2 separate regions of the Homo sapiens genome follow, and region 1 is linked to region 2. Evidence: chromatin contacts called from ENCODE Hi-C or POLR2A ChIA-PET data. All regions are on one chromosome and are shown on one strand. The core of a region is the stretch at or near the end of the contact, and the rest is flanking DNA. Distances in the headings are between cores, read along the strand shown. Region 1 overlaps KMT2C (lysine methyltransferase 2C). Region 2 overlaps KMT2C (lysine methyltransferase 2C).

Region 1 (5,462 bases), core at 1,803-4,302, 190 kb before region 2:
TTTGACATAGCCTGTTATGCTATCAGTGTTGGTAAGTTTGTTCAGTATATTTGTAGGCTACACACAGTCCTTTCAAAGAAGTATTTAACCTTTGAGGGAAATACTTTTGTAATTGTTCAAAATCAAAATGCTTTATTTCTGTGAACTTGGCTGTGAGATAAATGTTCTGTCCACTTCATAATTTTATTCAGCAGTGCTTAAAAAAGAGTATTTTTAGTTATCTCATAGTGTTTATATTCAGTAAGTGATCCCTCAGTAACATGGTCCTAGTAAGACTGTTAACATTTCTCTTTAATATTGATGTATTTATAAAACTTACATGCTACACTTTGATGCTCTGCCAGGCGGTGGAAGTAGTGAAAAGAGCACATCAGGCTTTAGAGTTACACAACCCGATTTTGTATCCCAGCTTTGTTTCCTATTAGCTTTGTGATCTTGAGCTTGTAATTAACTTTCAGATTTTAGTTTCCTTATCTTTTGAATGAAGAAAATATGTTAGATGTTATTCTTTTTTTAAAAGAGAAAACTTGAGAGAGAACTATTAGGCACACTTTGATTTATCCTTTTAGTTTTAGCTGGGCTTCTAATACCTTTCTGAAGCCTTTCTGAGCTGTATTCCCCACCTCTTCCCCTTAACTCCCATCATGCCATGTGCTTACCAGCATCATCATTATTGTGTCCTATTTTTATTTTCAGTCTTTCATCTAGATCCATTAAACGTAGGGATCTTGACTATCTTTGTAATGACTACCATTTGAATAGAAATTATAGTATGTACTTGTTACTCAAAATTTTGTTTGGTAAATAACCATTCTAAATTAATGATATATTAACTCTGGAGCATAGATCGGAGGGGGCTAAATAAATGTCTTCTTTATTCTCATTAATTCTCATAATGCAATTTAATAATTCATGATGTGACATCAAGAGTTAGAAATTGAGTAGGTGAGGGCTGGGCACGGTGGCTCATGCCTGTAATCCCAGCACTTTGGGAGGCTGAGGCAAGCGGATCACGAGGTCAGGAGATCGTGACCATCCTGGCTAACACAGTGAAACCCCGTCTCTACTAAAAAAATACAAAAAATTAGCCAGGTGTGGTGCCGGGCGCCTGTAGTCCCAGCTACTTGGGAGGCTGAGGCAGGAGAATGGCGTGAACCTGGGAGGCAGAGCTTTCAGTGAGCTGAGATCGCGCCACTGCACTCCAGCCTGGGCGGCAGAGCGAGACTCTGTCTTTAAAAAAAAAAAAAAAAATCAAGTTGTATAAGTGAGGTGGACAAGTGAATCCATAGACTATAGTGTGTGAATGTAGATAGAGGTCATCAGAATAGCAGCTACATCACTACACTTAAGACGTTGAGCTAAGTGCTTTTCATGCGTTCTTTTTTTTTTATTTTTGGATCATAAAGACAGTTTTATACTAGGTGGTATTGTCTGTCTTAAATGACGAGCAAAGTAAAATTGAGATGAAGTTAAGTAACTTGCCAAAGGTCACATTGCTAGCAGATGGCAGAGCTAGAATGCAGACTCGGAACCATTGGATTCCAAGCCTTTGGTTTTAACTAACACAGCAGACACCTTTTGCTATTAAACTTTCTCATGTCTTAGAACCAATTTGTGTAGGATAAATTAGAGTCATTGGAGGTGGAAAAGTAAAGGTTTAAAAGAGGGTATGTTATGAACTTATTTAAGGGAAAGGGTTAGATCTAATTTATCTTTGCATCCCCAGAGATAATGCCTGGCACATAGCTGATGCTATTTAATGAAGTGCACATTGTCTTCAAGTTCTCTTAGGAATCTACTTACATGTGATTAGGTTCTCTTTTTTATTGTTGTTGTTGAGACAGGGACTTGCTCTGTCACCCAGGATGGAGTGCAGTGGTGTGATCTTGGTGCAGCTGCAACCTCTGCCTCCCAGGCTCAAGTGATTCTTCCACCTCAGCCTCCTGAATAGCTGGGTCTACTGGTGTGTGCCACCAAGGCCGGCTGAATTTTTTTTGCTTTTGCCATGTTGCCCAGGCTGGTCTTGAACTTCTGGGCTTAAGTGATCCTCCTGCTTCCCAAAGTGCTGGGATTACAGGCTTGAGCCACCACGCCAGGTCAATGATTAGGTTCCTTAGTATAGTTTACCACTGTACATGTGCCACCTAGTGGATGGAGATTATCCGTAGATAGTGGCTACAGATGAAATCGCCTTGCCTGTCCTTATCCCAGGGTTGCAGTTGTCCCCACCTTTCTGACTTTGGTGCATTTTGTGACCAAGTGTCATTGCCTGTATTTTAGGTCAGGTTCAAAGTAAGGGAAAAGATATATTAGGGATTTTATATTCAAGAAAAATACCACACTGAATTTTTAAAAATGCAATGTAATTTTTTAAATGTCTGCTCCAATTTCCACAGTTTGGCTTGCAGGCAGTTTGAGCTAATTGGACCTCATGAAAGGCAAAAACTCTGCAAAGTGGTGGAGTCGCCAAACCTGGACTGTTTTATTGGTTGAATGGCTAGCTTCTTTCTTTAGGCAAAGCATAGGATAGTATTCAAGAGTACATTTTTAATAATAAACTGGAGATAATTAAGTACTGGCATCAGGCATATTTCCTCAGATATCACTGGGTTTGTAGCCATTTCATCCAGAGCATCTCTGGATGACATCTCTGGTTGGATCCCTGGTTGACATCATTTTTATCCAGAGCAGTCTGTTTCACATTCTGCTGCCAAACTCTGACAATTGTTTGAAGACTAGGATTAGGAGAAGAGAGAGAGACATAAACACTCAGTTGTCCTGCCTTGACTTTGACAGATACTAAGATCTAACATAGTCTACCAAATGAAGAGTGACAGTTAAAGACAGCTTCTGTTATTACCTGAAGTATCAAATATTTAGTGATACCTTTTTTGTTGTTTGTTCCTATTTTGTGGCAGGAATTACTGCTATCTAGGAAGCAGTCATAGAGTCCTCTTTATTTGTTAAAGAACACAAGACTGAAACAACAAAATCTAAACCAAAAGTAAAACCAAAACTATCGCTCCCTACTGTTTCTTTAGCAGATCCAAGTTAGAATCATGGGCAGAGCCAGTAATAATAATAGCTAGAGGAGAAAAGAGAACAGGATGAACTCTGAAAGCCTGTCTTCTTACCTGCTTTATGGGATCAGATCTGGTGCCGATCCTATTTCTTAAAAAACAAAAAAAAAACAAAAAAACCCTATAGTCTGAATCTGTTTTTTTCTCTTTGAAATGCAGGAAACATAATTTCAAAAGGTTGTATACCTGCAAACCTACTGGCCAACCAGTAACATTAACGTTTAACTTTTCTATTTCCTTCTGGCTCTTATTTGAGGGAGAGATAGACATTGTCCTGCTTCTTTTCCCTTAGCTGTAAGCAATAAAACTCCCCTAAAAATAATAAAAGTGCTATGTATTTTCTTTTTTGGGGATAAAAATAAGGAAAAAGCTGAAACTGTTATATACTTCGCTAGGAGAAGGAAATTTTTGACTGGAGGTCATATATGGTAGATAGCAGCATAGTAAAAGGAAGCAGACAAGTCATACTGGATTGGAGAGAGCACAGCTTGGGAGTGGAGACAAATGGATCTGGCTCCAGGAAAAAATGTGTTTTCAGGGTAATGTAATGATTTGCGACCCTGGGCCATTTGGCTCATTGTTGGTAAGTTTCTGAAGGCACTATTCTTATTCCTCCTTAAGTTTGTCACTTATTTTTCTCTTCCCCTTTCTTGTTACCCAGTAGTAAGAATGGTATAAAATGGGTATATCCCAAAATGTATTCTGGGACTCTCTGAGTAGAAATGAAATGCTTTCATACAGGTATTTATATATGTGATAATTTTATAGTACTTTGAATATAATAGGCAGGCAGAGAGAGTCTCTCTAGCAGAACTGTATTCTTTTCTATCTTTGGCTGTAAAAATACTAGAGAGAGGCAACACAGAATACCCTTTGGGTCATTCCAGATGCTTTGCCTAGAGCTACAGGCTCTGTAGGTACAGTCTACATTCCAAATTGTTGTAGGTCATAGCTATATTAAATATTTTAATATAGCCTAAAAAGGGTCAGTTGATTTTCAGACTCCATTATCAGTGTTTCACGGCCTGATCAAGCCACTTGAAGATTTTGTTACGGCAATTCTTCACTCTTTAATACCAGTTTTCTGTGTTAATTAGGGCATGGGTTAAACTGCTGTAACAGAGACCCCAAAATATAGCAGTGGCTTAAATAAAACAAATTGATCTTCTCTCATGTAATATTTCTGAGGATGGAGAGGTATAGGCTGATGAGTTGTCTTTTGCTCCATATTATTGTTTGTTGACCCAGGTTTCTTCTGTCTTGTCTCTCTGCCATCACCTGGAGCATTGCGCCTCATTGGCAGCATTGCGACTGGGTTGCTGTCATGTCCATTCCAGTCTGTAGGAAAGGGGACTATAATTTAGTGAAGAGCAGCTCACTTCCTTTTAGATGATGAGGTTGCGCAGTTGCTTCTGGTCATATTCTCTCGGTGAGAACTTGCCATGGTTTGCTGCAAAGAGGGTTGGGGAATAAAGTCTCTAGCTGAGCAGTTATGTGTCCTACTAAAACTTGGAAAGCATAGAAGATGAAGAGTATGGATTTTGTCCTTTGTCTACTTTCTTTCTTTCTTTTTTTGAGACGGAGTTTTGCTCTTGTTGCCCAGGCTTGAGTGCAATGGCATGATCTCGGCTCACCGCAACCTCCGCCTCCCAAGTTCAAGCAATTCTCCTGCCTCAGCCTTCTGAATAGCTGGGATTACAGGCACGCACCACCTCGCCCGGCTAATTCTGTATTTTTAGTAGAGATGGGGTTTCTCCATGTTGAGGCTGGTCTCGAACTCCTGACCTCAGGTGATCTGCCTGCCTTGGCCTCCCAAAGTGCTGGGATTACAGGCGTGAGCCACCGCACCCGGCCCCTTTGTCTACGTTCTACAGGTTTATGTGCCTTGTTCATCTTTGGAGTTATTTAGCTATTCTTGATCTGAATACCTTTTTTTTTGGGGGGGGATTCAAATTGTATTTATTTTCTCTCATCTGTGACACATTCATTTTGTTCATGAGGTCATTTGTCACATAGAAATGTAAATTTTCATTTTATTATTCCTTTTGAATACAAGCTTACGTATTTGTAGATTTGATTCTAGATACTTTATCAATTTTGTCTCGGGATAGACAGGACACCTTGATTGATAGACTGTATAAACACTTAATTTAAGGTCAGCTTTTCTATTTCAATTTTTTAAAAAAGAAAAGAAACATGTTATTTTAAGTATGAAAACCAAAACCATCTGTTTGATGCTTCATGTTATCATTAGTTTTATGATTTGATAGGATTTACAATTATTTGTAGTTTTTTCTAACTACCCAAGAATAGTTATACAAATTGTTTTTCAAAATACTTTTCTAAAATTCATTTTGAATGTAGAAGATAGTTTTCTTTTTT
Region 2 (5,549 bases), core at 40-2,539:
GGCTTGTCACATCTTCTGGGTGTGCTGGATGGGTGAGGACACTCTCCTCTTCCCTTGCCTTTCTGAAGTTTCTCCCACCTCAGAATGTCAGTGTGCCCATTTCCTGACACTTGGGTATTTATGGCCACTCTCCTGCCCTCTTCCTAGGATGAAGTCACTAGAGGGCAGTAGATCGCAGCAGCACTGATTTCTGTCCTCTCTTGACATTTCTTTGCTTAAAAGATTACAAGCCTGTTTGTCAGTGAGTCTAACTGAACCATATCTACACAATAGTTTTAGAAAATTGTATGATTCTAAGGCATTGTTTTCAAGAATAAAAATATCATTGGTGTGTTTTCTTTGGACAGGCAGAGGAAACCCCAAAAGCCACTGAGTAATGTGCCTAATTGTTTTCTTTGGAATCGCCCTGCCTAAATGATACTTATCTTTTATGACTACAGAGAAATAAATTTCACAAGCAATGTATTCCAGAAAAGACCTTTAACATGTAAATGACTTTGAGTAAAGCTTGAGTTAACACCTATGCTTTATGCTCCCAGGACATGGAGAGCGATAACCTCATCACATCAGAGTCAAATTGAAAGGAGTGAGAAACGATCAAGAAAGAAACCATATAGATGATTTTTTAACTGTTTTTAATTGTAAAATTCCAGACAGAGATATAAAAGTTGGCATTAATACAGGGGAAAGAACTCAATGCGAATCATTACATGCCCTGTGTTTGTGGGTATTGTGTGTTTCAGTCAGGCCCTGAAATCACACAAGCGTGTATATTGGTCAGCCAGTGTTTGTTGCATGGGCTAATCTTTTTCTTCAAGGAGCATTTGGCAGGGTTTACCTAAGTTTGGCTTTGAAACTGAATTTGCATACTCATATTTAAGTAGATCTACCTGCAGGCCAATAGTGTTAACATAAGCTAGAAGACCATTTTATTATCGGGGAAAACGCTGATGAGTTATTTCTGTCGTGGGCCATCCTTTGACCAGCTTGAGATTGTCTGTAGTCTCCATCAGATGGGGTGACTTTGTGTCTGCTTTGCTTCTTTTCAGCTTCCTGGGGTTGAGGCATGTGAAAATTATACCTTCCGATACGGCCGAAATCCTCTCATGGAACTTCCTCTTGCCGTTAACCCCACAGGTTGTGCCCGTTCTGAACCTAAAATGAGTGCCCATGTCAAGAGGTTTGTGTTAAGGTATTTTGTTTTAACTTCACATAGTACAGCCCAGGGTTTCTAGGCGTATTAGTGGTTTCCTGTGCTTGATTTGTCTGCTGCTTACAAACCCTGCTGTCTGGCTGTGTATGTGCCCAACTACATAAGAGAACTCGCCGTGTGTCTCTGCTAGGCAGCTTTCCATGTATGTTTCTGTCAGTAAGAATCTGAATTAACCTGGTTTTGGGCATTACTCAGAGGTATCTTCAGTTTTCCTTGTATTTTTTTCCTGTTGATATGCCATTGTCTGCAGGCCTCACACCTTAAACAGCACCAGCACCTCAAAGTCATTTCAGAGCACAGTCACTGGAGAACTGAACGCACCTTATAGTAAACAGTTTGTTCACTCCAAGTCATCGCAGTACCGGAAGATGAAAACTGAATGGAAATCCAATGTGTATCTGGCACGGTCTCGGATTCAGGTGAAGAAATACTTTGTGTACAGGAAGTGGAGAGACAGGGTGGAGTCTAGCAATCTGAAGCTATTGATGTCCAGTATGTGAAAATGATTTCACATAGCTGCAGGGACAGAAACGTGTTTTCAAAATCGTATCAAATCCTGTCCCTTGGTAACACTAGGGATTTAATATGTAGTCTTGGGACTTGGTGATTGGCTTCCCCAAAGGGAAAGCAGACCAGTGGAATCCACATCTTTGCATCTTGTTGAGAGCTCCTGGGAGGCAGGTAGCATTGTAATTTGCACACACTGGATTTGTGGAGTGCTCAGTAGAGCTGTTTCAAGCACTTGAGAGAAATACAAATGAAAATATTTTCCAAAGGTACACCAATTTTGGAAGTTACCTTATCTTTTGGAAGCTACCGTTTCATGAAATCAGTGCATGTTTTTTGGTAGACTGTGGACTATCTTACAAGTAAGGCCGTGTATAGGCTAAGCATTTAAGTTTACACCTATAGTCCATACTTCCTGAGCTGCAGACCCAAATATCCAAATGCCTGTTCAGCATTTTTCTCCTTGGATGTCTCAGAATGGAATTACAAAGCTCTTACTTTGTCAAACTTGTCCAGCTCCTAAACCCCGCCATCCTACAAGCTCCTTGCTGAGTGATGTTACCGTTTGTGTACATTGGCCTCAGTACTGCCAGATTAAACCTAAAGCATCATCGAGTTCTGTTTTCTCCTAAAAATTCTCTCAGATCCACTCTTAGGTTTACCAGCCCTATCTTGAGCCACATATCACTTGCCTGTACCACTGCAGGCCTGGCTGTCTCCTCCCATCCAGTTCCCTCTCAGCAGCCAGCAAAGTATCTTTACCCTATAAACTGGATCAGCGTTCCTTTGTCTATACTCATTCAGATTCTTGTTCCTTTGTTGGAACCCTTTTACTCCTCACTAGAAGTTTGTAGGATCTTCTCTTTATTGATATTTGGACATTTCACAGAACTACACCTCAGTGGAGGTCTTTTTGTTGATTGCTTTCCTCCCTTGATGAGCCCTTTCAACCTGGAGCATCGTGACCTTCCGTCTGAGAAATGTGTTTTGTATTCATTCTTTTGCAAGTTCTGCCCCTCTGTTTCCTCTGTGTTTGCACTAAAACCCCTGAGATTCAGGATCTCACAGTGTGGACCTGAGACTAGAAGCAGCAGTGTCACCTGGGAGCTTGTTAGGATGTGCAGGTTCGGGGGCCCCAGCCCAGCCTCACTGAATCCAGCTCTGGAGGTGGGGCCTCCTGGATGATTCTCATGCATGTCAGAGAGTAATTTCTGTCTTATATCCTTTCTCCCCTTCTGTTCTTTGTTTCCTTGTCTCTCTGTTCTTTCTGAGACTTCCTCTACTTTATCTGCTAATCTTTCTTGTCTATTTTTAGAGATTAGCTACGAGCCCTTTCTGCTCTTGATCTTGTTTGATATTTTGTTTTTACATTATGAGTGGAGTATCTGTGTTTTCTCTGCTGTTGCCCCTCTCTGTTGAGCCTCTCTCGGATTCTGTGGGTGAATTAGTGCTTTGCCTCTACTCCTTCCAGTTCTAGCTTTCCCCTGCTAAGTCAATTACTTTTCATTTTAAATAGTCCATTCACTCTTATACCCATTCGTGTTCTCGAGGAGTGTGCTTTTACTGTGATTTTAGTGGGTATCTTAACTGTGTTCAACCTGTCACCTTTAACCTGAAGCATTTTTGAGAGCTCTGGTTTCTGTCTCTTTACTTATTTCATCCTGCCACCCTCCCATCTGTCCACCTCCCTGGGGATCCCGTGGATGATCTAATATGTATCCTGTTTTTCTGTGCTAATATCTTAGAACTATATACACTTTTATGTACATATATAAAAATGGAATCATGTTATATTTATTTTTCTCCGTCTTCCTTTTCTCTGTAATAATCAGAGGTCCCTCTCGATCAACTGACGTAGCTTCATTTCATTCTTTTGAATGGTTACCTGATGTTCCATAGTGTTGATGAACTGCAGTTAAACCATTGCATTACTGATGAGTGTGTATTTGATTTATAATTTTTCTCATAACAAACAGTGTTGCTATATCTTGTACAAATATCACAATGAATTAATAGTTTCACTCCTATGGGGTATATTCCCAAACGTGAGGTTTCTGTGTAAAAGCGTGTGTACTTTTCATTTAAATAGATATTGCCAGTTTTCTAAAAAGTCTCTTACTGCACACTTCTTCCTGCAGCATGTGAGACTGTTTTCTTGTTTCCCATTTGTAGCTGGTGTTACTATTTTTTTGTTTAGTTGGTCTGATAAATATAGACTGATGTTACCTTAATTGAATAGGCAGCTTTTCATGTCCGCCATTTGGATTTGCTTTCATAGGAATTGCGTATTCATATCCTTTGTCCATTTTTCAATTTTTAGCAGTTTACACTATTCAGAATTTTCCCCTACAAAATATCCTTTGCCTACCAGCAAGTGTGACATCTTTTTTCTTGTAAAAGTTACTGTTTATATAAACAAACATACATAATTTTCTGTTGCATCTAGTCTTGGTCAAGACCCTAGATTATATACGGATTCTAGAGGTTTTCTTGCATAACATTTTTAAAATACAATTTCGCTTTCTTCCATTGGATAACCAGTTGTTGAAGGGCCATTTAGAAGTAACCCACTCATTTTTAACTGATTTTCTTTCTTCTTCTTTGAGACAGGGTCTCACTGTGTCGCCCAGGCTGGAGTGCGGTGGCACAATCTCAGCTCACTGCAGCTTCGATCTCCTGGGCTCAAGCGATCCTCTTACCTCAGCCTCCTGAGTAGCCAGGGCTACAGGCGCATGCCACAATACTTGGCTAATTTTTAAAAATATTTATTTAGAGATGAGGTTTTGCCATGTTGTCCAGGCTGGTCTTGAACTTCTGAACTCAAGCAATTCACCTGCCTCGGCCTCCCAAAGTGCTGGGATTACAGGCATGAGCCCCCGTGGCTGGCATGAATTTTTTTTTTTTTTTTTTTTGAGACAGAGTCTTCCTCTGTCACCCAGGCTGGAGTGCAGTGGCACGATCTCGGCTCACTGCAACCTCTGCCTCCCAGGTTCAAGCGATTCTTCTGCCTCAGCCTCCCAAGTAACTGGGACTACAGGTGTGTACTACCATGCCCGGCTAATTTTTTTTTTTTTTTTAAGTAGAGATGGGATTTCACCATATTGGCCAGGCTGGTCCTCAAACTCCTGACCTTGTGACCCGCCCACCTCTGCCTCCCAAAGTGCTGGTATTACAGGTGTGAGCCACCGCACCTGGCCTTTTTCTTCTAACCCCACGAAATCTTGACTATAAACTGAATTTTAATACCAGTTACTACTGTACGTTAGATTTTCATACATGCAGGGATCTATTTCTCTTTTCTGAGATGGAGTCTCACTCTGTCACCCAGACTGGAGTGCAGTGGTGCCATCTTGGCTCCCAGATTAAAGCGATTCTCATGCCTCAGCCTCTGGAGTCTCACTCTGTTGCCCAGGCTGGAGTGCAGTGGCATGATCTCAGCTCACTGCAACCTCTGCCTCTGGGGCTCAAGCAATTCTCTTGGCTCAGCCTCCCTAGTAGCTGGAATTACAGGCACACGCCACCATGCCCAGCTAATTTTTGTATTTTTAGTAGAGACGGGGTTTCACCATGTTGGCCAGGCTGGTCTTGAACTCCTGACCTCAAGGGATCTGCCTGCCTTGGCTTCCCAAAGTGGTGGGATTATAGGCATGAGTCACCACGCCTGGCCCATTTGGAATCTCTTCATTTCCACTGATCTTGTTTATTCTTAAACCACACTCTATTGATCTCCATACATACTTTTTGTGTGTTCTGGTTCATTCACTTGTGAGTTGTATCTGGAGTAGAACAGATAATCAAAGATGCTTGTTCAGAGGATAAATCAGTTCAC

What was found. Hi-C counts contacts between places; a loop is a spot of excess contacts on that map. ChIA-PET counts read pairs that join two places held with the same protein, here RNA polymerase II (POLR2A). Pooled maps may share reads with other maps.
Region 1: a pooled map shows a loop between it and region 2 (2.1-fold over the local background). The contact joins two enhancer-like sites. A Hi-C loop is called at or near these places in 1 of 37 single-sample maps with no recorded cell type and 5 of 50 pooled maps. POLR2A ChIA-PET finds 5 or more read pairs at or near these places in 3 of 52 experiments (BJ, OCI-LY7 and activated T-cell).

The regions. Positions count from the first base shown.
Region 1 is chr7:152,333,646-152,339,107 of GRCh38, reverse strand. The region is part of intron 2 of KMT2C (lysine methyltransferase 2C); the gene reads left to right. Among named protein-coding and RNA genes, the nearest start is that of KMT2C, 100 kb to the left of the region's middle. RefSeq lists an enhancer at 1,880-2,119. Within about 2 kb of position 3,052, at least 5 of the 41 ENCODE cell types and tissues checked have a DNase peak (open chromatin) inside an H3K27ac peak, as active enhancers do.
Region 2 is chr7:152,140,796-152,146,344 of GRCh38, reverse strand. KMT2C (lysine methyltransferase 2C) reads left to right here. Exons shown (of 59, transcript NM_170606.3): 54 at 1,050-1,192; 55 at 1,464-1,632. Among named protein-coding and RNA genes, the nearest start is that of GALNT11, 120 kb to the right of the region's middle. Within about 2 kb of position 1,289, at least 3 of the 41 ENCODE cell types and tissues checked have a DNase peak (open chromatin) inside an H3K27ac peak, as active enhancers do.